Linked DNA regions of Homo sapiens: region 2 is linked to region 1. The links are chromatin loops, found by intact Hi-C in ENCODE. Cell type or tissue: HepG2. All regions are shown on one strand. Links, peaks and the distances in the headings refer to the core of each region. The heading gives the core; the rest is flanking DNA.

The links. A loop is a pair of places that touch in the nucleus more often than their neighbours do. Peaks named below come from ENCODE experiments on the same cell type or tissue, not always from the same donor. Only the 100,000 strongest peaks of a DNase experiment are listed, where the experiment ranks them.
Region 2: a loop joins it to region 1, with 22 times the contacts of the local background. A loop is called at or near these places in 55 of 110 quality-filtered maps.

The regions. Positions count from the first base shown.
Region 1 is chr6:44,071,882-44,088,414 of GRCh38, reverse strand. SCIRT (stem cell inhibitory RNA transcript) reads left to right here and starts at 13,763. Exons shown (of 5, transcript NR_125864.1): 1 at 13,763-13,918. RefSeq lists enhancers at 12,683-12,752, 13,873-14,132, 15,153-15,252, 15,293-15,352 and silencers at 14,643-14,902, 14,993-15,072. In HepG2, for the core only: a CTCF peak has its summit at 9,081 (motif pointing right); a DNase peak (open chromatin) is centred at 9,094.
Region 2 is chr6:43,602,555-43,619,087 of GRCh38, reverse strand. POLH (DNA polymerase eta) reads right to left here. Exons shown (of 11, transcript NM_006502.3): 7 at 15,077-15,196; 8 at 14,350-14,473; 9 at 13,769-13,834; 10 at 8,365-8,534; 11 at 1-5,428. The coding sequence ends at 4,531. Among named protein-coding and RNA genes, the nearest start is that of GTPBP2, 18 kb to the left of the region's middle. RefSeq lists a silencer at 6,902-7,127. In HepG2, for the core only: a CTCF peak has its summit at 10,614 (motif pointing left); a DNase peak (open chromatin) is centred at 10,587.

The DNA of each region.
Region 1 (16,533 bases), core at 7,868-10,367:
AGCCAGGTGCAGTGGCATGCACCTGTAGTCCCAGCTACTCAGAAGGCTGAGGCAGGAGAACCACTTGATCCCAGGAGTCGGAGGTTGCAGTAAGCCAAGATTGTGGCATTGCACTCCAGCCTGGGTGATGGGAGTGACACCCTATCTCAACAACAACAACAAAAAAGAAGAAGAGAAAATAATGAGTTAAAAACCCATCCCTCTGATAGCGTTATTCCCGCTTACCTTCTGCTCTGCTTTCCCGAGTAAGAGACAAGGTGGGAGTGCTGCCCGGGTACTAGCACTGCCACCCCTGGGTGAAGCTCCCATCCCAGGTGTTGTGGTATAAACAGGGTATCAGCTGTTATACCCCAGGGGGAATCAGAAGCGCTGGCTCAGGAAAAGCCAGGCCATGCTGTCTGAGAGTGCGCTGGGGTGGGTAAGAGCACAAACTCAAGGCAGGCTGGCTGGGGCCAAATCCTAGCTCTGCTGTGTGCAAGCTGAGTGACTTTGGGAAAGTTACTTACCCTCTCTTTGCCTAGGTTTCCCCATCTGTAAAATGAAGACAATAATAGCATTGGCCTCTTAGGGTTGTTGTGAGAATTAAATGAGATAATACACCTAAAGCAGAACACTGCCTTGTACACAGTAGGAGGTATACAAATGTTGACTATTATTATTGTTAATTAAAGGAAAGGCCAGGCAAGGCTAAGACTCCTGACTTAGGAGTCACCCAGCAGTCTCCTGGTAGAGTCCCTGAGTCTGGGTGCACCCTCCCAGACTGATGTACCTGGATACCTCTGTGTTCCGGGAGGGCAGGATAGAGGCTTCTGCCTCCTTCTTCCCCAGCCCTGTCCTTCCTGGCTTGCATCTGGCCCACGCAGGCTTCCTGGTGCTCTCCTGAGTCAGAGGCTCCTGGAATGGGAGTTGGGGCTGGAGGGCAGGGTCTCAGGGACACGGCCTCAGACTCTGAAAGAAGACATGCTGTCCACTGGCCTGAAGGCCTCATGGTGGGGGATGGGAGTGGCAGCTGGCACGGTGCCCTGCTCCCGTGAAGAACCCAGTTTTGCCACTAGCTGGCTGTATGACCCTGGCCAGCTCCCTCCCCTGGTCCTGGCAGCTCTGTCTGAGTGCACACTGAGCATTGCCTCATTTAATTTGCAAACTTGCCTGGTGATTCCAGTCCTCATCATACAGACGTGGAGGCAGAGGCAGTGAGAGGAGCAGCCACAGTAAGAGCAGGAGGACTTTCTCACTGATAATGACCCAGGACTTGGATCCAGGCAGGTGTGGTTCAGGTGAGGTGCCTCAGGCTACGTGCAAGGTGGAGCTGGAACCAGAACCAGGTCTGCTCAGATGTGGCTCCAGTGCCTGACCCTTGGCTTCAGTGATAAGGCCAGGTCCGAGGCTGAGCATTTGTCAGGACCCCCATGGCTGTGTCCTACAATGCGGCCCCTGGCCAGCCGAGGCAGGCTAAGAAGATGCAGGGCAGGGGTTGTGTGTCCCCTGGCAGACTGGGTGGGGTTCCCTGAGGTCAGGGGCTAGTCCCCTCACATGGGAGAGTTTCTTACTGGGAAGTTTTTCTTTTTGAAGTTTTTATTATGGAAACTCTGAAACACGTGCACAAATAGAGAATAAGGTATAATGAACCCCACGCACTCATTCCCAGACTCAGCAGCTATCAATTTATCACCAAGCTGGTTTCATCCACCTACTTGCCCCCTCTCCCCTGCCACCACACCTAGATTTTGAAGCACATTTATAACATTATATCATTTCACAGATTTTTCTAAATGTGTGTCTAAAGATAAAGACTCTCCTTAAAGAAAAAAAAAATTACCTGAATTCCAGGAATTTTTTTTTAAAAAGTTGAGACAGGGTCTTACTCTGTCACACAGGCTGGAGTGCAGTGGTGTGATCATAGCTCACTGCAGCCTGGACCTCCTGGGCTCAAATCAACCTCCTGCCTCAGCCTCCTGAGTAACTGAGACTACAGACGCAAGCCACCATATCCAGCTAATTAAAAAAAAAATGTTTTTAGAGATGGGGGTCTCAATATGCTGGCCAGGCTGGTCTTGAGCTCCTGGCCTCAAGCAATCCTCTTGCCTTTGCCCCCAAAAGTGCTGGGATTACAGGCATGAGCCACTGCGCCTGACCTCCCAGGAACTTTTGTAAGAGTGAGGACTTGCTTCCCATTTTCTCCTGGCACCCAGCTCAGGGCAGAATCACTGCTCTAGTTTGAGGTCTGTCCTCTTCCACTTCCAGGGCATAAAAGGGGCCCAAGGTGGGTGCGACCCTGCGTGTACAGCAGCTTGACTTTGGCCAAGAGCCTCCTCTGCTGTGGAGGGTGCGGGGAGGGGCAAGCTCTGAGGTTAGGCCCAGATCTGACCCTCATGGAAGCGGCTCCTGGCTCCACCTGAGCCTGCGCTGAGGACCTTGGGGACTGTTCCTCCCTGTGGACCTCAGATGTGGTCCTCATTGTGGACCGGGGGTGTGGCTAGTGTTACTCAGGCCATGGCAGGCTCACTGGCATCACTGACCTTTCTCGTTTGGTGTTTATTCCTTTCCTCCCTTCCTCACACCCTTCTTTTGTTTCCCCATTTTACTGTCTTTGATGCCTTTGTTTGTATGGTTCCTGCAGGTGGGCATTACTCTTTTGTAAGCACGTATTTTTCTTTTTACTTTGATAAATGTCATTGTGTTATAGATCTCATTGAGTCAACACTGTATAAAATCTAGCCTTGAGCTGGGCATGGTGATGTACAACTGTAGTCCCAGCTACTTGAGAGGCTGAGGCGGGAGGATCACTTAAGCCCAGGAGTTGGAGGCTGCAGTGAGCTATGATTATGCTACTGCACTCCAGCCTGGGTGACGGAGTGCAGTCAATCAATCAATCAAAATAAAATCTAGCCTTGTTGCTTCCAACTGCTACATGGAACCCTATGATGTGCAGCCACACATTTTCCTGTCCACCCACTCTATGAATGAGCTGCCAAATTCCCCTAGTACATGCCCTGTGGGGATGGGGCTGTCACTCACATCCCCACCAATGCTGGGCTTTATCCAGCTTTCGAATTTTTCCCATCTACTAGAGGTAGAGTGATGTATAATGATTTTCAGCATCTTTTCTTTTCTTTTTTTTTTTTTTTTTTTTGAGACAGGATCTCACTCTGTCACCCAGGCTGGAGTGCTATGGTGTGATCATAGCTCACTGTAGCCTTCAACTTCTGCTCAAGTGATCCTCCCACCTCAGTCTCCTCAGTAGTTAGGACTATAGGCACACACTACCCTACCTTGCCCAGCTAATTTTAACATTTTTTTAAAGAGGCAGATTCTCACTATGTTGCCCAGTCTGGTCTCGAACTCCTGGCCTCAATTGTTTAATTGTCTGTTTATCTCTCATGTCCATTTCTGGGGTAGGGTTGCTGTCCTCTGGCTGCTCTGCAGCTGTTTCTTATATTGTCTAGTCTGGATATGGCTCCTTGGGCGGTTTGAGGTGGTGAGCATTGCCGTCATTGTGACATCTTCAGAGCCCTTTGAAATATGACTCCTCTCCTTCTTGCTGGCCTTTCCAGCCCCTTTGTGAGTGGATGGCACAGGGGAGGCCCTTCTCACTGTCTCTGCCCTTTTGGTAAATGCCACGTGTCTGGGACAGGGTACAGCTTGCAACAGGAACTTGCTCTTAGCATAGGGCTCAGGCATGGGGCAGGGATAGGCCAGGGCAGGATGGCTATGCCCCAGGGCCCTGTGCCTACTCCTGGGGCCCTTGCCCTGGCAGGTCTCAGCCCAGCATGGTCAGGATTCCTTCATTCCACGCACAAAAGCACTGGGCTGGGTCATGGTGTTGGATCTGAGGCCTCAAACTTGACTAGGACCCTGTCTCTGGCCTCAGAACCTTGAAGCTCAGCATGGGGAAATAACAGGTCCACGAACCAGGGTGGGGGCCAAGTCAAAGCCTCAAAAGAGGCCCCAGGCCCTGGCAGCTGGTCTGGCACGTCCCGACATGGCCAGCCCGAAGGGTATGAGCCTGTCCTGGCAGAATGCAGCTTGGCCATCTGGCAGGACAGCCATCACCGGTCAGCGTAGGCTTTCCAGAGGAGGTGTCTTCGGTCTGGGCTTTAGAGGAAGCACGCGAGTTCTCCAGGCCTCAGCAAGGTCTTAGTCAAAGCCTTGGATGGGAACAGGAGCAGAGTCTTGCATCTCTATTCCCAGGGAATGTGGTTTCTAGGTCTTTGGCCCCTGGCTTCTCTTTCTGAGCAGGGGCAGGGAAAAGGAAGTTGACTAGGGCTTAGCAGGCCTACCTCTATCCTCACTCTCTGAGTTACCGTGGGCAAGTCTCTTCTCTGTGGCCCTTGGCCCCCTCATCTGAATGATGCAGGCATGGGGTGGAGAAAAGCTCCCCAGGACCCTCACAATTTCCCTGGAAAGACCCCAGCAGGGCAGCAGTGGCTGTCTTTACCTCTTCACCCTGTCATACCCTTCAAAGACAAGAGTGACAAGGACAGAGGCTGCCCTGGTCCCTGGCCCCAGCCCCTCTGCTGCCTCTCACCCATGTGGACCCCCTTTCTAACAGCCCACAGGGTAGGCTGTGGCTCACTTCTCAGGGTTTTCTCTCAGAGCCTCTGTACTTTCCAAAGAACAGCTACCGTGAATTGAGCAGGCTCTGTGTGCCGGACACAACGCTTAGCATTTTACACCGAGGACCTCGTTTTCTTCTCACAATCTGTGAGCTGGGTGCTATTAGTATGCCCATTTTGCAGATGACATGGAGGGGCTCAGAGAGGGTAAGCCACCTGCCCAACGTCACCCGGCTTATAAGTGGCAGGGCCAGGATCCAAACCCAGTGCTGCCTGCTCTAGAGCCCATTTCCTAATCTCTTCCCAGGTCACACGGGTCTTCTCTTTCTTAAATTCCAACTACCCAGTTAGCACTCCTCGGCCAAGCCCTCTCCATGCATCTCTATTACCTCTACCCTTCCCAGATTCACCCCCTTTCCTGCTGGAGCCCTGCTGGCCCCACCTCAGCCTCTGCTTGTTTCTCTGCATCTCCTCAGAGTATGCCCACTCTCCCCAGGACTCCAGCAGGGGCTGGGTGCCCACAGGAAGCTGGGGGGCTCCCTGAGGCTTCTCATTAAACCCTACCTTGCATGGACACTGACTCCGCAGAGGGTTTGGGTGGGGTCTCACATCCCTCACATCCCGGAGAGTTATCATCCTTCCTGAGGTTGAACAGGGTCAGCTATGGAGAAAGTCACCTTCTAGAGCCCAGCAGGCCTGAGGTTCTGGGCCCTGGCAGCTGGTCTGGCACGTGCCTGACATGGCCAGCCTGAAGGGTACGTGTCTGTCCTGCTGGAAGCTGCTGGGTTATCAGAGGGGAATGAAGGGGGTGGGACACATCTCCTGGGACGTGCAGGGACTCATGCATGCATGTGTGTGCGTGCGTGTGTGTCTGCATGTGCAGCTGTGCCAGCCAAGGGCATTGTGAGCCTGGCCCCGAGGAGGGGTGGGGGGTTCTGTGGGCAACACTTGACACCTGTGCATTTAGCAAAATCAGCACAGCACTGAGACCAGCAGGCCTCTGATCCATCTTCACTGTTATTATTTTTATAATTAGGGGCCAAAATCAAATTTTCATTCCCCCGGGGGAAATCCTGTTTCCACATGAAACCCAAGCTGGTGGAGGGCTGGGAGTGGGTGTGTAAAATGAATCTGGGGCTGGGAGCTTAGCTGCCTGGGCCAAGTCCTGGCCCTACCTTTCTTCCAGCTGCAAGACCATTTCACCTGCTCAGCCTCAGCTTCCCATCTGCCAGTGAGGGACAACCTGTCTGGAATGGTGGCTGAGTCTGAAATGAACATCACCTGGTGATGTGCAAGCCAGGTGAGAATGCCACCGTGCAACATAAAAGTGGGTGGCCGTTGCTGATCAGCACCTTTTACTTCCACTTAGCACCATGTTAGGCCCAGGAGAGGAAATGGATGGACCCTTGACTCTATTTGGTAAGGATTTAGTCTGTGCCTTGAGAATGGATTGGGTTGCCTGGGCTGCGGAGATGTAGAAGATAGTTGGGCAAGGTTCATTGGATGGATGACTGAATGACTAAATATATGAAGAGATGCCTGTTTCTGCAGTGTTGAGAAGTTCAGTGCCTCCCAACTGGGAGGCACGAGGGACTGGACCAGATGACCTTAAATTTTTTTTTTTTAATATTAAAAAAATACACAGAGAGACAAGGTTTTGCTATGTTGCCCAGGCTGGTCTTCGACTCCTGGCCTTGAGCAATCCTCCAGCCTCAGTTTCACCAAAGTGTTGAGACGACAGGTGTGAGCCACCATGCTCATCCCAGATGACATTTGAAGCGGCTTTCCACTGAAGGTCCTTCCCAGGTTCTGTGACTTGAGCTGAGTTCTGCCCCCTTTCCAAGAGCCCCTGCTTATCCCCAGGCCTCCCTGTGATTGGTGCTGGGTTGGGCACAGGACCTTTTTGTCCCACATGGTCCTGCCCACAACGGTTCCCAGGTTAAGGTATGGGGAGAGCCCATGGCCAGGAGAACTGAGGCCCATGCGGGACCTACATGATGAGTCAGAGTGAGGCTGGGGGAGAGGACAGCCTTCGAGAGCCAAGGCTGTGTTGTGGGAGGGAAGTATTGCCAGCTTTTTGGGGGTTAGCCGGGAAGGCTTCCTGGAATTGGCGTTGATTCTCAACGTGGGAGCCACTAGGTTGGCCCCTAGTCCCAGCCGTCACAAGCTTGTGTGGACTAGTATGCATCTGCCTTCTGCTTACCTTGCCATGTCTAGCCCATGACCCTGGAGGGCAAGAGGGAGGGGTGTCCTGCTGCGGGGCAGAGGGATTCTGGCCTAGGTGTGTGTGGGAACTCCTGAGGCTGCAGGCTTCAGTTTTTGCCGGCTCACTGAAGCAGTCTCTGGGGAAGCCGGGGCTTCTGGGAGTGGTTCTGGTGCTGCGTGGTCTTGGCTAGTTTTCATCTCTTGGAATATTTCCTCCCCTGCAAAATGAGTGGCTGGCAAAGGTGATCATCCAAATCCCCCTGCACTGGGATTCATGGCAGGAGTCTGCGGGGGGACACCTGGACAACCCAGGATGAGACCCTGTGCCCTGGGGTGAGCTGGATGACAGGCTCAGGGAGTCATGGGGGCAGGGGGGTTCTCTCTGTGCAGCTGCCTCCTGGAGGGCCTTTTGGGGGCTAAAAGTACCACCCTGCAAGCTTCCCTCCCTGGCTTCTGCCCCCCTCCCCTGCCCCATTTTGTCCCCTTTGTTACATTCCACAGTGGAAAGCGATCCCTCTCTCAAGGCCTGAGGATTACAGTCAGGAGAAAAGCCTGGGTCGCCCTGGGAACACTCACGTAGCCTTTTCCCACCGGTGCCCTCCTCCTCCTGACAAAGGCTGGGGTAGGGGGATGATCCTGATGCACCCCAGCCTGAGGGAGCAGTAGGGTCTCTGGGGTTGGGGGGCTGGTCAGCCTTTCCCTCCCTCCCTGGGGTTCAGCAACCCCAGGGAGGGAGTGAACTGTGTTGAGAAGCCCCCAGTGGGCCCTCTCAGGATGCAATTGGGGCCTAGGTCCTGGGTTTCCATGTGCCTGGGCTCCCCCTGCCCCCTCACTTCTGCCCTGAACCCTCCCGCAGGCTGCAGTGCCACTCCCCATCCCTACTAAGCTGGGGATTTCCGCAGGCTGAGCCAACCGCCTGACCCTAATTATGGCGCCTTCATCCTGTTGAGGTTAAGCTCCCTATGACTTTCTCTCCCCCCACCCCAGAGGCCAGGCTGGGGGTCAGAGACTCAAGAGTCTCAAGCCTACTGTGCCCCCTCTGGAAAGGGTTGATGGGCCTGTGTCCCCTTGGGTGGTTGGGAGGCAGCTTCTTGTGGGTCTGGGTAGACAAGCTAAGATAGTTTCTCTGGGCCGGGTGCGGTGGCTCACGCCTGTAATCCCAGCACTTTGGAAGGCTGAGGCAGGCGGATCATGAGGTCAAGAGATTGAGACCATCCTGGCTAACACGGTGAGACCCCGCCTCTACTAAAAAAAAACAAAAAAAATTAGCCACGTGTGGTGGCAGGCACCTGTAGTCTCAGCTACTCAGGAGGCTGAGGGAGGAGAATGGCGTGAACCCGGGAGGCGGAGCTTGCAGTGAGCTGAGATTGCGCTACTGCACTCCAGCCTGGGCAACAGAGCGAGACTCCGTCTCAAAAAAAAAAAAAAGTTTATCTGGAGAGCCCTTAGGACAGAGGGGAGCCCTGGGGAGCTGACCTCTAGAGGGCTGGGAAGTCTGAAGATGGGGAACTCCTAGAGGACCCATTCTCAACCCTGGCTGCCTATAGAATCACCTAGAAATATTTTCTTAAAATTACCTTTGTCTTAGCCAACCCCTACCAATTTTGATTTCCTTAGTCAGGGCTGGGCAAACATGGGTATTTGAAAAATCCTCCCAGTGATTCCCATGTACAGCCAATCTGAGAATCCTGCTCTGTCCTCCGCCCCATGATGCCATCGAGGAGGCTGAGGCTCAGTGAGCAGAGGCCCTTGATGGAGGCCACCCCACTAGTTGGGGCAAGGTCGGGTCAGAATCTGAGGCTTCTAACCCCATGGCAGGCTCCTTCCTATAGGCCTCTTCTGTCCCCCAGGGGCTGGTCTGGTGTCCCACTGAGTGTCACCTGTATTCATTTCACCATTTGGGCACTGAGGAGCTGTGTGACCCTTGGCAAGTTGCTTAACCTTGGTTTCTTCTTTGTGATAATGGGCTCCAGTGATAAGAATTGGACAAAATGATGCCTGCAAAGTGTTCAGTGGCACTTGAGGGAAGAGTAGCCACTGTCCTGCTTTTTGCCTGGGGCAGGCCTGGTGCTGCAGGATCTGGGCAGAGGCCTCCTTGATCGTCCCCACCCATCAGGCAAGTGAAGCCCTTAGAGGTGGAACTTCGGAGGGTGGAGTCCCCGGGGAGTGGCCACCCCTGAGGCTCCCCAGGGCCCTGACAGGGAGTTGGGAGGTGTAGGGAAAGTGTGAAGAATGGCTTCCTTGCACACTCGACTTCATGCACTTCCAGGTGGCGGTGACAATGGTCAGGATTCTGCAGTTATATGAATGGCCACCAGGAGTCACCCTCAGCTCATGCTTGAAGTGAAGGCAGCACAGAAAAAGGGAAAGGAGCTGTAAGGGAGAAAAGGAGGAGGACACCCCACCACAGAGTGGATGAGCCTGGAGGGGACCCAAGGCTGCCAGAGTGGCTGCTTCATTTCTGCAGGAAGGTGCAGGACAGAACTCAGACTGGTGGGCACCGTGCCAGCAGGCAGAGGAGGGAGCAAAGGCTCATTTGTCTGCCTTCGGAATTCTCCTTCCCATGCTGATGTCAAATCACAATTCAACAGATTCTTCATGGGGCACCTGCTGCACACAGAGGGACAGGAATCTTACTGAACACCTAGTATATGCCAGAGCCTACACACACAGTGGGCTACTCAACATTCACAACAACTCTGTACAGTAAGTACAAATATTGGTCCCAAGATACAGATTGGGAAACTGAGGCTTATACCAGTTATGTGTTGTGCCCAAGGTCACCAAGCTGGATGAGGACTGACGCCTGTCTGGAGCCTAAATTCTTTCTCCTACACCAGATTGACTTCCAGAGAGTTCTAGGATACAAAGCTGGCAACAGACTTTCTGCCACGTAGAGGGATATGGCAGGTGACAACCCTGTCTGGCTCTGCTAATCAGGATCCAGTAAGAAGCTCAAGACAGGTGGCCACTCTGCTGGTAGGCAGAGGAGGGAGCTGTGCTCCCTGGGGTGGGTAGAAGTAAGGTTTGTGTGGGTGCTGGGTGTTGGACACGGGCAGGCTGCAGACATAGCAGCAATGAGGGGAGACTCTCTCAACCTGCCCATGTCCTCCTCTGAGCAATCTCCCCGCCCCAGAATTATTTCAGTTTCCTCATCTGTCAGTTCTAGGGGTGGACTTCATTCATTCAATACTGTGTCCCTGACCTCTGCTCCCTGCCAGGCTCTGAACTAGTCATGTGTCAGGCTGGATACTTAGATGGACAAGACAAGCCATCCCCTGCCCACAGCTGCCCCACCTGAAGTCTAGGCCAGTGACCTCCGAAGTTTTTTTGATCATGTGCCCTTAGCAATAAAAAAGATTGTTGAGTACGCACCCGTCAGATGAGTATGTTTTTATATAGTTTACCTTGTAAAACACACTCACACTAAATGAAAAAAGGATTCGATGAAAAATAAATAGGCATTCTAAAACTTTCTTCCAGTACCCCTGAACCACGCACACATATGGCACTTGGAACCCAACTGCTCCAGGAGCTGGGAGGGTAGGGTCAGTCCAGCCATACTCAGGACGGATGTGTGGTCAGTGTTCCAGAACATCCTTGCCCACCCCTTTATGCCCTAGCAAAGGAAGGGAGAAACTTCAGATACAGCAGGTGGGAGTGTGGGCAGATGGGAAGCGTAAGCAGGTTTATGTCTGAGGAGGCAGACAAGAGGCAGGTTTTTATTTTAGACTGTGATGTTGAAAATTTTGTGATCACTTTTTACACTGTCCCAGGACATACAGAACCAAGACATAGTGTCCCAAGTAGTATCTAATTTCATATACTTTAGGTAGTTCTATTCCATTTCCAAAGGTTTAGAATACCGCCCCACCTCAACCCCCAGGAAACTGGGGAGCACTCCCTCCACTACACACACTTGGGACACGAAGGACAGACCCTGGTTGGGGAGGCACTTAGGTGTCCCTTCCTTAGGGGCTTTATCTCTCACTTCCCCTCCTGGGTTGGAGGCTCCTGTGACCCCCTCGCCTGGGCAGGTCCCCATGCAGGGTAGAGCACTTGGAGGCCTCTGTAAACATGGGTTACAGGAGAGAGGGGGCAAGAGGCCACAGCTGGGGTACATAAGGAAACCCCTCTGTGGGCCCCCTTACTCAGAGAAGTCTCAGGAGAAACCCTTTCCCCCACCCCCAGTCCTGGCACCAAGCTGGAGAAAGACAAAATGGCTTGTGAAGGCATCTGTCTGCCCTCCAGGGTGGCTGCCAGGGGGGCAGCCATGATGGCTGGCCTGGTGTGGGTGCCTTTGTGTGCCATGACTGGGTGTCTGTTTCTGCAGTCACTAGGCGCTTGTTCTGTGGGGTGAGGGGTGTGGGGGTGGGGGCACGGCCTATGGCAGGGCACGTACGTGAGGCTGGGCACGAAAAGCCTCACCCACCTCCTGCCAGGTACAACCAGCTGCTGGGGCCAACTGCCGACCGCCTCCTCCCTTCCCTGGGCACGGCCAGGCCGGGGGGCAAATGACTTGGCAGGCACCTCCCCTCAGTTGGACCCACTAGGGCAGGGCCGGCTCACCTGGGGCACAGGCAGGGCTCCTGGCTGGGTGGGTGTTCTGCCAATCCCTTCCCCAACTCCTAAAGTGGGAGGGTGGTGGTGAGGCCAGGGAAGGGGCGCAGGTCAGAGATATGCCCCCTCTCCTCTCCCAGACTGTGCATGGGTAAAGCAGGGCAGAGAGGGGCTGGTGGAGGGGCGGGAAGTTTCTCTGTTTAGGGCCAGGAAATGATTTCCATGCAAATGAGATGCAAACTCCTTAATGAGTTTGCAATTAGGAGACCAAGGCTGCCAGGCCGGGCAGCGCCTGCAGGTTTTATGAATGGGCCAGCGTAGGCGGGGGGGAGGGGGCGCGCCGGCCCGCCCCCACATTTCCCTGCCGCGGCGCCCGCGACATGCCGCGCCGCACGTTGCTGCCTCCAGGCCCCGCCGCGACCTGGCCCACCGCCAGCGGGTCAGCTGCTCCGGACGGCGCGGGAGGCTGCCGGCCAGAGTCCCCGCCACGCCGCCGGCCGGCGACGCAAAGGAGCCGACGACACTCCCCCTGGGGCCCGGCAGGGGCTCTGTCCTCGGGCCCCCTTTTTTCCCGGTTATTGGAATGATTTCCCGAAGCAGGAAGGCCAGAAGTTAGCCTTCAGGCCCCGTTGTATTTAAAATGGGCTGCCCTGGGACTTCACTGACCAAAGGAGGGGGCTGGGCCCCTAACTTGGGTGACAGCAATGACCTTGGGAGGGATGGAATTATACGTGACAGGAGAGGGACCAGTTCCCATCCCAGAGCTCCTTGCACCTCTCCAATTCCCTCATGCCAGTCCACACCTCCCTAACCTCAAAAGGCCTGTTCCCACCACCCCAGGGCACCTGCTTTTTCTGCAGAGCCACCCTAGTCCACTTTGGGTCTTGCTCTGACCTGGGGCCCAGGAGAGGGTCTCCTAAGTGGGTGGGTACACACAGGTTTGCTGTGGTCCAGAAGGAGGCTGACCAGAGTTTGAGAGTTTGAGCCCAGTTAGGTCACAGCCCCCTACCTCCTCCCCTCCCCTCTCCTCCCCCTGTCCCCGCCCTGCCCCATTGCTTTCAGAGTAAATTAACTAATTACCTCCAATTAAAGCACCTGGCTCTCTGTATCCTCCTAGGCCTTCAATCACTGCTTCTGGGAGTCCTCTTCATCCAGGCAGGGTCTGGAAGGGGGCCTGACCAGTAAGTTGGAAGTCAGTGAATCAATGAAGTGGGGCGGGGAAGACAGGATGGAGGAAGCCCACAGTGCCATTTACTGCTTGGGAGTGGTCCAGGCAGCCAGGACCTCTGACTTGGCCAGCTTGCAGACTGAGGTTGGGTCTGGGGACTTGGGCCCTAGGGGGGCCTGTGAAGGCTGGGAGCAGGAGCTGCCTTTGGAGGTTAAGTCCCTGGTGAAGGGCCTGTGCAGATGTGTGCAGATGTCAAGGCCCTGAGGGTGACCCTAGAAGCCCCTCAGCAGGAGAAGCAACTTGAGGGTCAGGTCCTAGAAGCTAGCAGTTCTTGGCACCTGCTGCCTCCCTCACCCAGCAGGCAGGGAGAGACTCCAAATGCCTGTAGGCCCAACCAGTCCCTCCTGTCTTTAACCCCAGCTGGCTCCTCCTGCTGCTCAGGAAGTGAAAACCCCTCCATTCTTTTCTCCGGGCCCCCTTGGTGGCCCCCAGGCACAGGCCCAACACTAGCTCTGCCCAGCACTGTCCTGGCCCACCCCACGTGTAGGACGTGATGGGGAGGATACCTGGTGGCAGGAGGCAGACTGATGGATTGTTGACCTGGGTCTCACCTCTGGACGAGCTGGCCATTCCTGGGGACTGGGCAGGGTCACGCCAGGCTGTGACTCAGGCCCCTGCCCCACCATGCCAGGGACCTGGGCTTGGGCCATCCTCTGTGTATGTGGGGTGGGGTGGAGCAGAGGTTTGTCAATTGGAGGCTTCTCTTTGGGGACACCTCTCACAGCCCCAGGGAGCCAGACTATGACTAGAAGGATCAGGGTTTCCATGGCTGCTCCTCCCCACCCACCACCCCAATAGAGGCTGACAGGAAGGACTCCCAAGCAGGGCACAGCAGCCATATGAGTTAGTGGGTGTATGAGCCATCCAGGACAGGGGTAGGGCTCAGCACACAGGAAGGGCCACTCCTGGGGTGTCCTGAGCCCCTATCTGCCAGCTCGGCTTGTCTCCCTAGGCCCATGGAAAGCTGGCTCAAAACTCCCCACCTCCAGGAAGGCGTCACCATGCCTCGCTTGTTTGTGGCCAGCCCAGCGCTGCTCTCAGCTCCCACTTTTCACTTGTTTCTCTGCCTCTTGTCCCCTTTCCCAGATCCACCAAGCGTCTATGGGCAGACTGTTTTTTCCTGCACTTCCTAGTGGCCAGCAGAGGGCGCCGCCAAAAGACTGAGGCCACCACGGAGGGAACAGGAGAATCGGCTTTTTGGGGTCTAGCCACTGTGCAGAGCCCAGGCGCGTGGGTCGGTGTCGGGTGTGTGTGTACGTCTGTGTGTGTAATGAAACTGGACGCCTTCCTTCCCGGCGATCTTGACTTAACCTGTCAGCAGAGGGCTTGAGGTTAGACCACAGGTTGAACCTAGGTGGCTGCTGGAGAGGTAAGCCCAGGTGGCTCTTGGCAGGAAGAGGAGGATGAGTGAGTTGCTCCCTTCTAGCAACCCAAATGGGAAGGGACAACGGAGGTTGCCAGCTTTCCTCCCTGACCCTGGAAGAAGGGTTGGGAGGGGTTGCACAGAATAGCTGGTGTCCCACCCTGTGGGAGGAACTGCTATGGACATCTGGGCCACATCTGGTTTCCTGGCAAGGCAGGGAGCTGGTCTGTTTGGAATTCTTGGTCCACCGCTTGGTGGTCCCTCACCATTACATTCTAGGAGGACCCTTTACAAACAGGTGTATAGGGCGCAGCCCTGTAATGCGAGTGAGTCCACAGCAACCTAGTCGTGGTCACACTCCTTTGGAAGTGGCCCTAGGGGCCTGGGCAGCAGCCTGCTCCTCTGCGCCACTCGACCTTTCTGTGGCCATGTTGGAGTCTGCATGCTGAGATGCTGCCCTTTCCCCTTGGAAATGCTGGGAAATGTGCTCTGGTGTCCATCCTGGCCATGCCTCTTCCTCCAGGTGGGGTAAGAGATGAAAAGAGGAGTTAGTCTGCAGTACCTCTTAGGGACCCCACCCCATGAAAGGCGGAGTGGGGAAGTGCTTGCTGTTGGGTCACCTCCACGAAAGCTTGGGAATGCGGTTGGGACGGGTAGCGGGAGGAGGGGTCAGCAGGAGTGGTTCTTTCTTGGGTCTGGATTCTGGGTTTTGGGGACGAGACAACACGGAGGAAACCCCTCTTGGTCGGCTTGGTTCCAGGAGGCTCAGGCCGGGAGATGGCCGTAATGGCCTCGCAGAAAGAAGCGGGAGCGGGGGAGGGGGAAGGCTGAGCATCGAGCCCACCCGGACTCTCCCTCTGTCCTCCCCGCTGCGGGGGCCCACCCCTTCGCCCCCACCCCTCTATCTCCAGGGCCGCCGCGGCCCCTCCCCGAGACCTGGGCGCCGCCTCCCCCTCCCCTCCTCCTCCCCCTCCCACCCAGCGCTGCAGCTGCTGCCGACGGACCATTCTGCACGTAGCGAATGGAGGAGACGCACAAGGGAGGCCTCAAGTGCGCGCGCGCGGGAGCCGGAGCGGCGCGGGCGGGGGAGCGGCTGCGGGCGCGCGTGCGCGTGCGGCGCCGGCTTTGATCGCGCGCGCCGAGCTCCGGAGCGCGCTGCTCTTCTGAGCGCCGGGGTTGGGGATGCTGGGCGGTGAGCCTCCGTACCCTCTCCACTCCGCGCACGCTCTGTTACCCCTCCAGCAAACCCCGCCTCCAGCCAGGACCCTTTTCAGTTGCCACCCCAATAGTACTGTCCTCTGCGCGTAGTAGGGTCTTCTGTTACGGTGTGCCGGGTGACGGATTGTACAGTCAGCCAGGTCCTGGGCTAGGGTTTCACAGAGTTCAGAACATGCCCGTGTTCATGACCATATAGTTTCACTTTTGCCCCAGGATCTCTCAGCCTGGAGGCCCTCACCCGCCTGCCTCTGCTGCACCTCAAACCTAGGCAAGCCCCATAAAGCCCCTTATAAGGGCTTGGGAAGAAAAAACAAAGGAGTGCTTTGACTTTTATTTCCTCTGGGATGGGGAACTCCCAAGGGAGTTCATTTCCCTTTCACCCCCTCCTATGTTACCTGCACAGCTCCTACTCCCTGGGGTGTCCAGGACTCTGCTGGGCCCTGCCCACACCACTGACAAAGGTGTGGTATGGTAAGCACAGAGTCTGCGTCCTGGGACAACCCAGGGAGTACAGGGAGGCTGTGTCAGGCTATGGCAGGCAGGGCCTTCATCTTGGAGGTGTCTCCTGACTTCCAGGGGCACTCTCTTCACTTCCTGAATCCCTGATCAGGAAGGGGATTGGCAAGTGGCTGGCCTGCCACCTGGGCCACTGGCAAGTGGGTGGCCGGGGGGGGGGGGCTGTCTTCCTTCCCTGGATGGGCTACGTTGGCACCTCATTCCACCTTCCTCACTGTGCATCCTGGCTCTCCTGGCTAGGTGGGCATTGGGCAAGACAGGTGACAGGGCCTTGCAAAGGGATGTCTGAATAGGGTCGGTGGTGTTTTGAACCTCCCTGTGGGAGTGAACTGAAGGGGACTGGTCTGTGGAATGTGCAGGTGGAGGTAGCTGAGAGCTCTTTGTCACGTACTAACTTAAACTGGCCCCAGTTGTTTGACCCCTCTGAGCCTCAGTTTTCTGTGTAATGGGAGTACAGCATTCACCCAGCGGGGCTGTTGAGGATTAAAATATAATCTGCCTATAACATGCCTCATATGTTGGAGGCATGTATGAGGTAAACCTTTTTTTATTATTGTGTTTGAACTGGCTGAAAGTCTGGGGACATTTCCCTCAGCTTTGTTTCCATGGATAGAGTGAATTCAAATCCCGGAGCTGGCAGCTCCTTGGAATTTGAAGGTGGGCTTTGAGAAAACTGTAAAGAGGCCAGTAACATGTCATGTTTATGTCACCATCCAAGAATGAACCATTTCATACTAGTTTTCCAGACATTAATATCTGAAACCTTAAAAAGAGATATTTTGGATAGGAATCACTAGTGGATATTACACGCTTTCCGGGCTTTTAATCAGAGGTTACAGAACATGTGAGTCTTCATGACTCAGGGTTGTGGTTACAAGGGTCCATCA
Region 2 (16,533 bases), core at 9,094-11,593, 470 kb after region 1:
GTCTTTTATTAGATATTCAAGTATCATAAAAGCAGAAAATATTTTTGAAGAAAAAAATTTCCTGGTAAATCTAGTGGTTTTCAAATCTTCCCCACCTCTTCAAACTAAATATAGAACCCCCCCCCCAATTTATAAATAAAATAAAAAGTAGAAGTTGGGGCTGGCCTGGTGGCTCAGGCCTGTAATCCCAGCACTTTGGGAGGCCAGGGCGGGTGGATCACTTGAGATCAAGAGTTCAAGACCAGCCTGGCCAACGTGGCGAAACCCCATCTCTACTAAAAATACAAAAATTAGCCAGGCGTGATGGTGCATGCCTATAATCCCAGCTACTCAGGAGGCTGATGCAGGAGAATCGCTTGAACCCGGGAGGCGGAGGTTGCAGTGAGCCGAGATCGTGCCATTGCATTCCAGCCGGGGCGATGAGAGAAACTCCGTCACATAAAAAAATAGAAGTTTGGGTATATGTATGGGAGGGATGTGTACACCATTCTCTGGGCCCACTTCACCCAGCGCCACCTACTTCAGTTCATTTTCTTCAGTTGGGTTCCCTGTGTAATTCAAGTTTCCCCATAACAGAAAAGCCAAAAGAGCTGACTTTTCACACACAAGAGTGGAGAATAAGAATACAGTACTATAGGCTGGGCGTGGTGGCTCATGCCTATAATCCCAGCACTTTGGGAGGCCGAGGCGGATGGATCACGAGGTCTAGATAGAGACCAGCCTGGCCAACATGGTGAAAACCTGTCTCTACTAAAAATACAAAAATTAGCTGGGCATGGTGGTGCACGCTTGTAGTCTCAGCTATTCGGGAAGCTGAGGCAGGAGAATTGCTTGAACCCGAGAGACGGAGGTTGCAGTGAGCCAAGATTGCACCACTGCACTCCAGCCTGGCTACACAGCGAGACTCCATCTCAAAAAAAAATAATAATAATACAGTAGTATAAACATGGACAAGTGCAAAAAGCTACATAACAAATTTTAAACCCTAAGCTAAATATTTACACTCAGTGGGAAAGATGAACAAGCCAGTAACCCTAATGGCTGAAGCACTTACCTCTTAAATTTGTACTTAAGGGCTTAAGAAAATGTCCTCTACACACCTGGTCATTAGTATCTTTTAGATCAGCATTTCTCAAACTTTAAGATACACATTGGGAATTTTTTTTTTTTTGAGACAGTCTTGCTGTGTCGCCAGGGTGCAGTGCAGTGGCACGATCTGGGCTCACTGCAAGCTCCGCCTCCCAGGTCAAGCAATTCTTCTGCCTCAGCCTCCCAAGTAGCTGGGACTACAGGCGTGCACCACCACGCCCAGTTGTATTTTCAGTAGAGACGGGGTTTCACCATGTTGGCCAGGATGGCCTTGATCTCTTGACCTCGTGATACACCCACCTCAGCCTCCCAAAGTGCTGGGATTACAGGCATGAGCCACTGCACCCGGCCCACATTGGGAATTTTTTTTTTTTTAAACAGTGTCACTCTGTTGCCCAGACTGGAGTGCAGTGGCACAATCTCAGCTCACTACAACCTCTGCCTCCCAGATTCAAGTGATTCTCCTGCCTCAGCCTCCTAAGTAGCTGGGATTACACGCATGCGTCACCACACACACCTAATTTTTGTTATTTTTTGTAGAGATGGGTTTTCCCCATGTTGGCCAGCCTGGTCTCAAACTCCCAGCCTCAAGTGATCCGCCCACCTTGGCCTCCCAAAGTGTGGGATTACAGGCATGAGCCACCACACCTGACCCACATTGGGAAATCTTGTTAATATCAGATTACAATTAAGTGGGAATAGTGGTGAGGCTGAGACTATTTCTAATAAGTTCCCTGGTGATACTGAGGCTGCTGTTCCTCAAATCATACTTGGGAGTAGCAATGTTCTAGAGATGATCTAGTGGGTTTTTTTGAGACAGAGTTACTCTATCGCCCAGGCTGGAATGCAGTGGAAATCTCGGCTCACTGCAACCTCTGCCTCCCAGGTTCAAGTGATTCTCCTGCCTCAGCCTCCCAACTAGCTGGGATTACACGCACCCACCACCATGCCCGGCTAATTTTTGTATTTTTAGTAGATACAGGGTTTCGCCATGTTGGCCATGCTTGTCTTGAACTCCTGACTTCACGTGGTCCACCTGCCTTGGCCTCCCAAAGTGCTGGGATAACAGGCATAAACCACCACGCCTGGCAAGATTTGATTATGACTTATCAGATCTAAACAGAGTTCCTGAACTAGTCAAGTAGCAATCTAATTCTACATTAGAACAAAACGCAAGAGATAGGCCAATGGTTAGAACTGAGGGTATAATAGGGTTTACCTGTATGAAATTCACTGTTTATTAAGTCACTTTTATGTACAGAAAGACCTGCCCTAGTTACCATATCACTTTTAGGGTTTCAAGGCTTCATCTCACATTCTTCAGCTGAAAACAGGTAAATCTGGTGAAGGTATTATCTGAACTGCCCGTCACAGAGCTAGAGAGAAGTTTTTCTTTTGTTTTTTTTTTTTTTGAGACAGTCTCTCACTCTCACCCTGGCTGGAGTGCATTGGTGTGATCTCAACTCACTGCAACCTCCACCTTCCAGGTTCAAGCAATTCTCCTGCCTCAGTCTCCCGAGTACCTGGGATTACAGGCGCCTGCCACCAAGCCCAGCTAATTTTTTTTAGTAGAGACGGGGTTTTGCCACCTTGCCCAGGCTGGTCTCGAACTCCTGAGCTCCTGCAATCCACTCACCTCAGCCTCCCTAAATGCTGGGATTATAGGCATGAGGAACCGCACCCAGCCTAAAGAGAAGTTTTTCTTTTTTTTTTTTTTTTGAGACGGAGTCTCGCTCTGTCACCCAGGCTGGAGTGCAGTGGCGCGCTCTCGGCTCACTGCAAGCTCCGCCTCCCGGGTTCACACCATTCTCCTGCCTCAGCCTCCCGAGTAGCTGGGACTACAGGCGCCTGCCACCGCACCCGGCTAATTTTTTTTTGTATTTTTTAGTAGAGACGGGGTTTCACCGTGGTCTCGATCTCCTGACCTTGTGATCCGCCCGCCTCGGCCTCCCAAAGTGCTGGGATTGCAGGCGTGAGCCACTGCGCCCGGCCAAGAGAAGTTTTTCTTAAAATCCTTTTTTTGGGGGGGCCAGGATCGGTGGCTAACATCTGTAATCCCAGCAACTTTGGGAGGTCGAGGCAGGCGGATCATGAGGTCAAGCAATCGAGACCATCCTGGCCAACATGGTGAAACCTCATCTCTATTAAAAATACAAAAATTAGCTGAGTGTGGTAGCACGTGCCTGTAGTCCCAGCTACTTGGGAGGCTGAGGCAGGAGAATTGCTTGAACCCAGGAGACGGAGGTTGCGGTGAGCTGAGAACGCACCACTGCATTCTAGCCTGACGACAGAGGGAGACTCCGTCTCAAAAATAAAAAATAAAAATAAAAATAATCCCTTTTTTTTTTTTAACTATGCAAGTCTCATTACATTTAAAACCCTTTTTTAAACTTGGTCCCTTTTCTGTGCCAACTTTATGTTTGTTTTTGTTCTTGTTTTTGTTTGAGATGGAGTCTCGCTCTGTTGCCCAGGCTGGAGTGCGGTGGCGCGATCTCAGCTCACTCCAACCTCTGCCTCCTGGGTTCAAGTGATTCTCCTGCCTTAGCCTCCTGAGTAGCTGGGATTACAGGCGTGCACCACCACGCCTGGATAATTTTTTTTGTAATTTTAGTAGAGATGGGGTTTCACCATATTGGTCTGAAACTCCTGACCTCGTGATCTGCCCGCCTTGGCCTCCCAAAGTGCTGGCATTACAGGTATGAGCCACTGTGCCTGGCCCCTATTTTTTATTTTCTGAGATGAAGTCTCGCTCTGTTGCCCAGGCTGGAGCGCACTAGCATGATCTCAGCTCAATGCAACCTCCGCCTCCAAGGTTAAAGCAATTCTTCTGCCTCAGCCTCTAAGTAGCTGGGATCACAGGTGCCTGGAACGTGCCTGGCTAATTTTTCTATTTTTAGTAGAGATGGTTTTGCCATGTTGGCCAGGCTGGTCTCAAACTCCTGACCTCAGGTGATCTGTCTGCCTCGGCCTCCCAAAGTGTTAGGATTACAGGCGTGAGCCATTGTACCCGGCCGAGTTACATAATTTGAATACATTGTTATTAATCTGCAATAATCTGTAAGGTATTATCTCCATTTTACAGATGAGAATGTGAAGAAAATGACTTGTTCAAGGCCCTCATTGCAATAACCAGAGCTAAGTTTGCAACCACGTCTCTTAGACTCCAAGGCCCACACACTTTTTACTTTATGACACTGCCTCCCTAAATGCTAAAGATTAAAAACTCTGGTAGGATGAATTTTTACATCTCTGTCAGCAGTGGGATTAGAATCCATGCCTGTGAAGAGATGGGACCGTAACTCAGCACCTAAATGGATTATTTTTTGTATTAAAAATTTCATAATTCCCTTTCTCAGGGAAATCTGTAAAGATAAAATATTAAAGATAAAGATCTGTAAAGATAAAAAATATTAAATCCTACAGGCAAGCCTGAGGGCAGCACTAATGTGTTAATGGCTTAAAAAATGATTCCAATGTTTGCATGCCCTCAGGCCTGGGGCGTTTATTAGTGCAGGCCAAAGGGCTCTTGGGATTTCTTTTGCCTTGATGAGATACGGCAGAAACAACCTGGGGGTTTGAAGAGTGGGGCTGCAAAAAGGATTTCTGCAACTCCAATGCAAAATGATAGTCCATGTGTTCTGGCATATCCCATACCGGTACCAGGGAGCCACACTTCTCACAGGGCACTTGGTCCTCAGCAGCTAGAAGACTTGGATTTGGGGTTGCTTTCTGAGTCACCTCCAGCACAGATTTGGAAGCTGAAGAGGCGTGCATGCTTTGGCTGTTGTGGGCCAAATCCATCTCTGCAGGAGTTGCTTTAGAGGATTCTTCTAGCTTCGACACCCCTTCACAAACAGGGACACACCCTGGATACTCTGTTGGTAAAGAGTTTGGTAATGCTTTACAGTTGGACCATGGGTTTTGTTGGGGGGAAGAAACTGAAGAATTATTAAGCTGTTTCTGCTTTAGAAGCAGACTTTTCTGCTTAAAGAAGGGCTCAGTTCCTGTACTTTGACTGGTTTGAAAAGGTAATGAGGGCTTGGATGGTGAATTGCTCATGGGAGCCTGAGTGGGAGCAGTAAGAGATGAAAGCGAAGCTTCTTTAACTTTCTGCCTTTCTGCAGCTTTTTGGAAGAATGATTCCAGAGACGTGGTTGCTTTCTTAGTGGCTGTCACCGCTGGGCCACTTCCCTGGGTCTTAGCTTCTGAGCTGGTAACTGGCACCTTTGGCAGAGAACTTGGGTCACTGCTCAAGAAGCTGGTGATGTCTGTAGAAGATGAAGGGGCAGAGGCAGAAAATTTTGTAGCACAGAGGAAAAGCATTGTGAGAGGAGGAGACCTATACAGAAAGTAAAGAAATAAGATGATTAGCAATTTAGAAGATTAAAATAGTGACCTATTGCTAATTCCATGAATTGTATCTGTTTTATTTCACCATAGGACAGATTTAATCCATAGATGACTAGCATTCTGGTTCTGCCACAGAAATTATTCTTTACTGCAGTGGTTCTCAAACGTTAATGTGTATCAGAGATTAACAGACCTGGGATGACAGAGAATTTAATTTCCTAGGTGATGCTGATGTTATGTCTTGAGAACCACTAATTTAGCAACCACTCACCTCCCGACAGCTAGAGATTATTGTTTTTTATAAGGTACCACTGGAAAGCTGCTGTAATTCAGGGTTGGGGCAAGAAATTTTATTCAGGACAACAAAAAGCTTTAGAATATTTAGACTAGAAAGACTTGAAAAAATCCTCTTAGCCATTATCCTGTTTTTAAACAGGGCACTACCTAACCCTGACTGACTTACCACTCTGGAATTTCTAGAGAATGAAATTCCACAACTGCTTTTCGTTACTAGTCCCAATTTCAGAAACATTTTAAGAAATTCTTGTGATAGCCGGGAGCGGTGGCTCACACCTGTAATCCCAGCACTTTGGGAGGCTAAGGCGGGTGGGTCATGAGGTCAGGAGTATGAGACCAGCCTGACCAACATGGTGAAACCCCATCTCTACTAAAATACAAAAATTAGCTGGGTGTGGTGACACACGCCTGTAACCCAGCTACTTGGGAGGCTGAGGCAGAAGAATTGCTTGAACCCGGGAGGCAGAGGTTGCAGTGAGCGGAGATTGCGCCACTGCACTCCAGCCTGGGTGACAGAGCCAGACTCCCTCTCAAAAAAAAAAAAAAAAAAATCAGAAATTTTTGTCATAAAGTTCCTCATTGTGTCTAATCACTCAAATTTTCACATAAGCTGAATTTCAGAAGATGAAATATGCTTTTATGTACAGATTAGTCCTTCAATGAGGTAAAGGGTAAATGTCATTTTAAAGTTATTATTACACTATTGGCCGGGTGCAGTGGCTCACGCCTGTAATCCCAGCACTTTGGGAGGCCGAGGTGGGTGAAACACCTGAGGTCAGGAATTTGAGACCAGCCTGGCCAACATGGAGAAACCCTGTCTCTACTAAAAGTACAAAATTTAGCCGGGCGTGGTGGCGGGCACCTGTAATCCCAGCTACTCAGGAGGCTGAGGCAGGAGAATCGCTTGAACCCGGGAGGCAGAGGTTGCAGTGAGCCGAGATTGCGTCACTGCACTCCAGCCTAGACAACAAGAGCGAGATTCCGTCTCAAAAAAAAAAAAAAAAAGTATCCCAATATCCTCAGGTTTCATGCTTTGGGACAGTCTTATAATCAGATAATTTTGATGCTTCCCTGTGCATCACGGAGTTTCACACCGTTGGTGAGTAGTATTTGTTATAGTTTGTCAATTTATAACTTTTCAAATAAGGTTTCATGTGTACATTAGTACCACGGTTGTTATTTGGTTTTGTAAAACTTCAATATTTGAAAATAAATATATCAGGAAGTATTAAGTAAATTATTCTCAGAACAAAGACTTTATTTATTTATTTATTTATTTGTTGTTGTTGTTGTTGGAGACGGAATTTCGCTCTTGTTGCCCAGGCTGGAGTGCAATGGCGCAATCTCGGCTCACCGCAACCTCCACCTCCCAGGTTCAAGCAATTCTCCTGCCTCAGCCTCCCAAGTAGCTGGGATTATAGGCATCCACCACCATGCCTGGCTAATTTTTGTATTTTTAGTAGAGACAGGGTTTCACCATGTTGGCTGGGGTGCTCTTGAACTCCTGACCTCAGGTGATCTGCCTGCCTCGGCCTCCGAAAGTGCTGGGATTACAGCCGTGAGCCACCGCGCCCGGCCCTATGAACAAAGACTAGGAGACTCCACCATATTATAGGTCTGTACACATAATTATACTGCCAATATATTTAGATAAGTAATAAGCGATTAACTAAACTTTGATTTTATTTTGTATAATATTCAATATACATCTGTAAGTGAGCAACTGACTTACCTCTCTCTCATAATTATATTTCTATTGTGAATTTGGAATACTTTAAAAAAAGTAAGGGCTTTATTAAATATGCAATTAAAGGATTCCAATCCTGAAAATCATTAATATCTGGACAGAAAATGAAGATGCTCCAAAAAGAGGCTTATATTTCATGACCAACAGAAGTGAAGTTTACTAATGAATATGACATTTGGTATAATACCAGTGGAGCTTGTAACTGAGTTGGGATGTCAGATAGAGAATATCAGTGAACACAGGTCACCTTTATAATCAAGAAATATGCTTTTAAGATAGAACAATCAAGTAGTTTGAAGTTCCCAAATGTATCCTTGAAATTTGAGCTCTGTTCTCCAAGTGCAACTGGTCATTTCCCTGACCAAGCCAATACAGAGTAAGGGTCTAACCTCCTGGGAACTGGAATGTATCAGCTGTCGGCAAAGGATCTGTGCTGAGCTGTCTTGTTTCTGAGGTTGGTACTGTATTTTCTCCCAGAGTAACAGGTACTGGTAGTCTGAGTCAGAGTCTATCCCAGATGGAAGAGCTCAGATTCCTACTACTTGTAGAGCTAAGACAGAGATTCCTACTACTTGTAGAACTGAGACAGACCTCAGGTGATTCACCCACCTTGGCCTCCCAAAGTGCTGGGATTACAGGCGTGAGCCACTGCGCCCGGCCGATACTTTAATAATAACTTTAAAATGACATTTACCCTTTACCTCATTGAAGGACTAATCTGTACATAAAAGCATATTTCATCTTCTGAAATTCAGCTCATGTGAAAATTTGAGTGATTAGACACAATGAGGAACTTTATGATAAAAATTATGTCTTGTAGAGCTAAGACAGAGCTAAGAATCATCATCTATTCTGAGAAGATGAGCTAGAAAAGAACTCACCATTCTGTCTGGATTCCAGAAGTATTACAGTTCTTGATGACAGTAAATGCATCATGGCTCATCTTGTGAGCATCATAGCGGGTAAGGGCACAGCAGCGGCGCAGGCTGCTGAGGCGTTTGTCTCCTTGTACACGAATGCTCACAACCAGCTGGGTGGCTACCCTGTCATTCTGTGGGTGGAAAGGATGGAGACCAGAAATAAAGTTATGAGGAGCATCTGAATTCTAGGTACTGAACTGCAGGAGAGGAAATTAAAAGAACCAGGGTGACAATGGTTTGGAAACAGTAGTTTAAAAGTCAAGAATAAAGGTAAACTGAGTTCTGCAAAGAGTAAAGATAAAATATAAAAAAGAGAAAGAGGCCAGGCATGGTGGCTCACGCCTGTAATCCCAGCACCTTGGGAGGCTGAGACAGGTGGATCACCTGAAGTCAGGAGTTCGAGACTAGCCTGGCAAACATGGCGAAATCCCATCTCTACTGAAAAATACAAAAAAACTAGCCAGTCGTGGTGGCAGGCACCTGTAATCCCAGCTACTCGGGAGGCTGAGACAGGAGAATTGCTTGAACCTGGGAGGCAGAGGTTGCAGTGAGCCAAGATGGTGCCACTGCACTCCAGCCTGGATGACAGAGCAAGACTCTGTCTCAAAAAAAAAAAAAAAAAAAAAAAGAATCTATATATATGCAACAGAATGCATTTTCTGAATAGAAATCTGATTACATGGTTCCACAAAAAAGTGTTAATGCTATTTCTGGGTGTAAAAAGTAACTGAAGAAGACATAATTTGGATTATGGAACATCGGAGTATCCTAGGATGTTTTGACAGATGATGGGAACAGGACAGCACAAATGAAAATGGGACTCCCCTAAATGTTTTTCATGGTGTCTAAGCAGGACAATTATAACAAATATCTACAATACTAGATACTATTTTGTGACTGAAGGAAGGTTTCAGGTAAGTAATTGTCTGAAAGCAAAGTGGAACTAGGCTTCAAGTCATATCTTTTTTTCTGCCCTGGGGCTCTTATGGTAAACAAACATTCGCCACCAATTCCAGAAGTTTCTACCAACACCTTTTTACAGCTTATCTAGAGAAGATACCATATAGTGAGCCTGCCTTGAGAGAGCAAGATCATGACTCACTTTTCAGTGAAGTCTGAAGCATCTGAATGCTGTAATCTCAGCAAACTGAGACATAATGGTCAAGAGGCAGAAATATAAGAAGGTGAAAATTCTACATAAGGGACCCCTATCAAAAGATGCTAGTGAGAAGAAGTATCCCTAAGGCAAACAAGCTAAGAGCAGGAACTACTTTTTGGATAAAAAATACATTTGTATGGATTTATATATCTTGAGGGAATACAAATTAGCAATTATAAAGGAGTCCTTGTTGACCAAAATTATTCAACTATAACTGCATGCCTAGACAGTGCCTAGAGATGCAGGAGAGAACAAAATAAAGTCCAGGTCCTCATGGATCCTATGTTGTAGTAGGAACTATAGATAATAAAAAATAGACATGTAACAGAAATGACCACAGAGATGAGTGCTATGAAGAAAAGCAGAATAAGGCAGAGAGTGATGGAGGCTGCTGCTGTGATAGGGTAACTAGGGAGGACCTCCTGGAGAATGTAATACATGCACAGAGATTTGAATAAATCAAGGAAGCAAATATTAAGAATATATGAACAAAGAGTCTCCAGGGCAAAGAAACGGGAAGTGCTAAAGTAAGAGCTTACTTAGTGTGTTAGATAAAGGGAAGGAGGCCAGTGAAGTGGAGACTAGAATAAGTGAGGGGAAGATAAGAGATGGGGTCAGAGAAGTAGCAAGAAATTAGATTATATTTGGCTTTATAGAATTACTTTTAAAAAATTCCTTAATATGCCTTAAGTGTGAAGGGAAACCACTGGAATGTTTTAAACAGTGAAGTGATAGGATCTGCTATGTCCTGAATTATTTTTGGCATAAAGTCCTTTGAAGCTTAAAAGATAGATTTTCAGGGATCCCCACTGGATACAAAGAGGGAAGAAAAGGCTAGGCACAGTGGCTCATGCCTGTACTCCCAGCACTGTGGGAGGCTAAGGCAGGAGGATTACTTGAGCCCAGGAGGTTGAGGCTACAAGGCTGCAGTGAGCTAAGGTTGTATTACTGTGCTCCAGCACGGATGACAGCCAAGACCCTGTCTCTTAGGAAAAAAAAGTGGAAAGAAAGGCCCCAGGGACTTAGAGAGAGATGAGAAACAAGTGCCACCTAGTGGGCAAAAGCGGAAAAGGGCGATAACGCAACTGGATCAAATCCCTCTTTATGATGCCTACCAAAGGAACAAACATTTACCACCCATTCCAGCTAAAAAGGAGCAACGAGCAGTTTTGGACTATTCTTGACATGTACAGTTGACTTGTAGAACTCCAAGACATTTCAAAAGAAGAGGATGCATCAAACAATACCATTAGGAAAGTGAGAAGAAAACCCACAGAATGGGAGAAAATATTTGCAAATCACGTATCTGACAAGGGACATGTTAAAACTCAATAATAAAGAGACAACCCAATTTAAAAAAGGGGAGAGGATTTTTGTTTTTTCTTTTTTATTTTTGAGGTGGAGCTTTGCTCTTGTTGCTCATGCTGGAGTGCAATGGCGCAATCTCGGCTCACTGCAACCTCCACCTCCAGGTTCAAGCGATTCTCTTGCCTCAGCCTCCTGCGTAGCTGGGATTACAGGTGCCCGCCACCACGCCCAGCTAATTTTTGTATTTTTAGTAGAGACAGGGTTTCGCCATGTTGGCCAGGCTACCCTCGAACTCCTGACCTCAGGTGATCTGCCCACCTCGGCCTCCAAAAATTTGAGCCACCACGCCCGGCCCAGGAACAGGATTTCAACAAACATTTCCCCAAAGATATACAAATGTCCAACAAGCACATGAAAAGATTATCAGAGAATGTAAGCCAAACCATAATGAGATACCATTTCACACCCACTAGAATGGCTAAAATTTAAAAAGTCAGTAACAAGGATGTGGAAAAATTGGAACCCTCTTACATTGATGGTAAGGATGTGAAATGGTGTAGCCACTGTGGAAAACAGTCTGGCGATTCCTCAAAATGCTAAACATAGAGTTAACATATGACCCAGAAATTATACTCCAAGGTATATGCTGGAAAGAAAACAGGTGTCTACACAAAAACTTGTAGATGAATGTTCATATCAACATTATTCATAATAGCCAAAAGTGGAAATATACTCAAATGTCCATTCACTAATAAGTAGATAAGCAAAATATGGTATATATTAATACAATAGAATATTATTCAGCCATAAAAAGGTGTCAGTCCTGGCCGGGCGCAGTGGCTCACGCCTGTAATCCCAGCACTTTTGGATGCTGAGGCAGGAAGATCACAAGGTCATGAGATTGAGACCACCCTGGCCAACATGGTGAAACCCTATCTCTACTAAAAATACAAAAATTAGCTGGGCGTGGTGGCGCGTGCCTATAATCCCAGCTACTCGGGAGGCTAAGGCAGCAGAATCACTTGAACTGGAGAGGCGGATGTTGCAGTGAGCCGAGACTGCACTACTGCACTCTGGCCTGGTGACAGAGCGAGACTCCGTCTCAAAAAACAAAAACAAAACAAACAAAAAATGACTAAGTACTAATACATGCTACAATACGGCTGAACCTGAAAACATATTAAGTGAAAGACTTCAAGCCAGTCACAAAAGACCACATATTTTCACAAAAGACCACATTTATATGAAATGTCCAGAACAGTTAAGCAGTGTAGTGGTTGCCTAGGGCTGGGGAGTAGCTGGGAGAGAAATGGGGAGTGACTGGTAATGGGCACAGGATTTCTTTTGGGGGGTGATAAAAATGCTCTAAAATTGTAGAATAGTTGTAGAACTCTGCAATATACTAAAACCACTGAATTATTTTAAATGGGTGAATTTTGTGGTATGTAAAGTATATGTCAATAAAGCTATTTAAAAAGGAGAGAGAAACTGCCGGGTGCGGTGGCTCATGCCTGTAATCCCAGCACTTTGGGAGGCCAAGATGGGCAGATCGCCTGAGGTCAGGAGTTCGAGATCAGCCCAGCCAACAAGGTAAAACCCCGTCTCTACTAAAAATAAAAAAATTAGCTGGGTATGGTGGCAGGTACCTGTAATCCCGGTTACTCGGGAGGCTGAGACAGGAGAATCGCTTGAATTTGGGAGGTGGAGGTTGCAGTGAGCCAAGATTGCTCCACTGCACTCCAGCCTGGGCGATAGAGCGAAACTCAGTCTCAAAAAAAAAAAGGAGAGAAACTAATCATCAGATGTCTTTAACATTAGAAAGAAAAATGTACAATGCTCAGAATTTTTTTTTTAAGTCAAATATACAGAGATAGAGAATAAAACAGTGGTTACCTGGGATGGGGGAGGGGAGGAGGAAATGGGGAGATGTAAGTAAAAGGATATAAAGTAGCAGACACGTAGGGTGAACAAGTCTATTGAGCTAATGTACAAGTGAGGACTATAGTTAATAAAATTCTATTAGAGATTTTAAGTAGATTTTAACTACTTTTTTTTTTTTTTACAAAAAAGTATGTGAAATGATAGATACGTTAATTTGCTACACTATAGTAACCATTTTACTATATGTATCCCATAGCATCATGTTGTAAACATCAAATATACACAATAAAATGTGCTTAAAACTGCCACTACTGGCTGGGCGTGGTGGCTTATGTCTGTAATCCCAACACTTTGGGAGGCTGAGGTGGGCGGATCACCTGAGGTGAGGCATTCAAGACCAGCCTGGCCAATATGGTAGAACCCCGTCTCTACTGAAAATACAAAACAAAAAATTAGCCGGGTGTGGTGGTATGTGCCTGTAATCCTAGCTACTTGGGAAGGTGAGGCAGGAGAATCACTTGAACCCAGAGGCGGAGGTTGCAGTGAGCCAAGATCATGCCACTGCACTCCAGCCTGGGCAGCAAGAGGGAAAACTCTATGTCTCAAAAAAAAATTAAAAAATTAAAAAATTTAAAAAGATTTCTTAAAATTTCCTTGGCTGGAGTTCAAGACCAGCCTGAGCAACCTAGCAAGACCCTGTCTCTACAAAAAATAAAAAAATTTAGCCAGTTGTAGTGGCATGCACCTGTAGTCCCAGCTACTCAGGAGGCTGAGTTGGGAGGAGAGCTTGAGCCTAAGAGGTAGAGGTTGCAGTGAGCCATGATTGTGCCAGTGTACTCAGCCTGGGAGACAGAGTGAGACCATGTCTCAAAAAAAAAAAAAAAAAAAAAAAAGAAAGAAAACGGATATTTCCTATGCTAATACTTTTTTCTGTCTTTGTTCCTGCTCCATAAGGTAAAGAGCAGCTGATATGTAAATTGCAAAGCCCACCCCAGGAATAAAGAAAGAAAATCTTACATCATTTCGGTCTTTAGTCAGTCTCTCCTCTAGTTCCTGGGCTAATTGCAACAGCCACCATTGTACCTAAAAAAGTATTGAGACTTTAATCTTTCATTTAAACACTCGAAGTCTATTAAGAACTAGATGGTGTTATTTGTTCTTTTTTTTCTCCCAAACAGAATTGTGCACCAAAGACTCCCCATAATCAAAGGATCACCAGATCATAGAAATGTTCCCAGTCCTTCTGTCCTGCCCTAGCTCAAGCCTTTCATTTTCTTTTCCTGCTTGTTTGCCATCAGGTGACTTTCAAGCATGTTCCAGCTCTGAGAAAAAGACAAGACCCAAACTTGAAGCATAATATCCTAGGCTTTCCAAGTCTCCATCTACTAAACAAATGAGAAATTCCATTTTATTTCGATAGACGAAAGAGAAAAAAGTAATAATCATAAACTAGTCAATTTTCAACCCAAGGACAGAACATCTGTTTTCTTCATACTTTATAAAGGTCTCCTCTAACCTATTAAACCTTCCACAGCTACCAAAACCTACCCACTGACCCCTTTAAAAGAGGTAGTGTTCTGTCAAGAATGCCAGCTTACCTGTTCCCGAGTAGCAAGAGCTGTTTTTCCTGGGAAGTTCTTACTACAGCCAATGGTTTTGGGTAGTTGCCTGGGTTTAACTGGATCATGTTCAATCCCTCGGCACATGGCATATAGCCAAGACCTAATAAGACCAGCAAAAAACGTTAAGGTGAAATTAAATGATTATTCTTGTTAAAACAAAACCAAATAACTATATTATATTGCCCTTTTATCTTTTTCATGAAAAAGGAAAACCTTGTCCAAAATTTAGTGTACCGGACCTCTGACGAAACCCCTGCCCTTCTCAGTGAATTCCAGTGCAATATATGGACAATGAGAACACTGGTTTTGTCTTCTAAAGCCAAGTCATCATTTGTATTTTTGGAAAAATGCCAAGCAAGCCACTGATTCATATCCCAAAATGTGTGTGTGCTTGCTAGGGCATTAAACACAAGGATTTTAAGAGAATATAGCATCTCAGCATGCATGAATGATGTAATTAGTATATACTCAGGCATCAAAGTAACAAATCTTATCTATCAACCACCTAGGTACATGGAAAAAACTACTCTAGACTGATGGGCCATAGTGACCCAAGATATTGAAGCAAGAAGAACCAGTGAAATAATCTCAAGAAACAAATGTTAACCTAAAGATAGGTCTGGATTTTACTAGATGGTTTTGTCTATATTTGAATATAGCATCTCCATAAAGGTTATGATTTTAAAAAAAATGAATCACTTACCCATTCTTCTCCCCAAAATGACTCTGGAGCTGGGATTCAGTGAACTGGGTCAGTTCACCCATGTATTCTATCCCTAGGATCTCAATGACAGAGGCCCCTAGCTTTCCTCCAAGACTACGGCTGATAACAAAGGAGACAAAGAATTGATAGGTCACATCATAACTATCTAATTAGCAGCAAACGTAAGACATTCTACTTTGTAAACAGCTCTCCAAAAGGTTCAGGACAAATGAGAGCATATATTCTGGGAATTCAGTTACTCTGGGAGTTAGAATTTGAGAAGAAGATTAAAAATAACATAACCAAAAGGTTAAAGTCCTTGATTAACTATCAAGTAAACTGTATATAAAACGTTCAATTGTACAACGCCTGCTGTCCTGTTTGGGGATTAAAATCCCAAACACAAAATAAATCCCTTCCATGGCTAAAACTTTACTTAAGAATATATAATCTGGCCAGGCACAATGGCTCACACCTATGATCCCACTTTGGGAGGCCAAGGCGGGAAGATTGCTTGAGTCCAGGAGTTTGAGACCAGCCTGGACAACAAAGTAAGACCCTAACTCTACAAAAAAAAATTAAGGCCAGGTGCAGTGGCTCACTCCTGTAGTCCTAGCACTTGGGAGGCAGAAGCGAGTGGATCACCTGAGCCCAGGAGTTTGAGAACAGTCTGAACAACATGGCGAAACCCTGTCTCAACAAAAAAAATACAAAAAAATTAGTCAGGTGTGGTAGTATGTAGCTGTAGTCCCAGCTACTTGGGAGGCTGAGGTGGGAGGATCACTTGAGCCCAGGAGGCAGAGGTTACAGTGAGCCGAGATTGTGCCACTGTACTCCAGCAAATTAACTGGGCATGGTGGCATGTGCCTGTGCTCCCAGCTACTTGGGAGGCTGAGGCAGGAGGATTGCTGGAGCCCAGGAGGTTAAGGCTGCAGTGAGCTCTTAATTGTGCCACTGCACTCCAGCCTGGGAGACAGAGCAAGACTCTGTTTCAAAAAAAAAAAAAAAAAAAAAAAGGAATACATAACCTAAATATAAACAGTCAGCTGGGCACAGTGGTTCATGCCTGTAATCCCAGCACTTTGGGAGGCCAAGGCAGGCAGATCATTGGAGGCCAGGAGTTTGAGACCAGCCTGGCCAAAATAGTAAAACCTCATCTCTCCTAAAAATACAAAAATTAGTCGGGCGTAGTGGCATGCAGCTGTGGTCCCAGCTACTGGGCAGGCTGAGGCAGGAGAATCGCTTGAACCCAGGAGGTGGAGGCTACAGTGAGCCAATATCGCGCCACTGCACTCCAGCCTGGGCAACAGAGCAAGACTTGTCTCAAAAAAAAAAAAGTCAAAATTCTTTAGCCCAGCCTTTGAGGCTCCCTGTAATCTGTCTTTAAACCATCTTTTCAGTCTATTTCCATTATCCTCCTCAATATGGTGCAGCTAAACTACTTTAGGTCCCAGTTC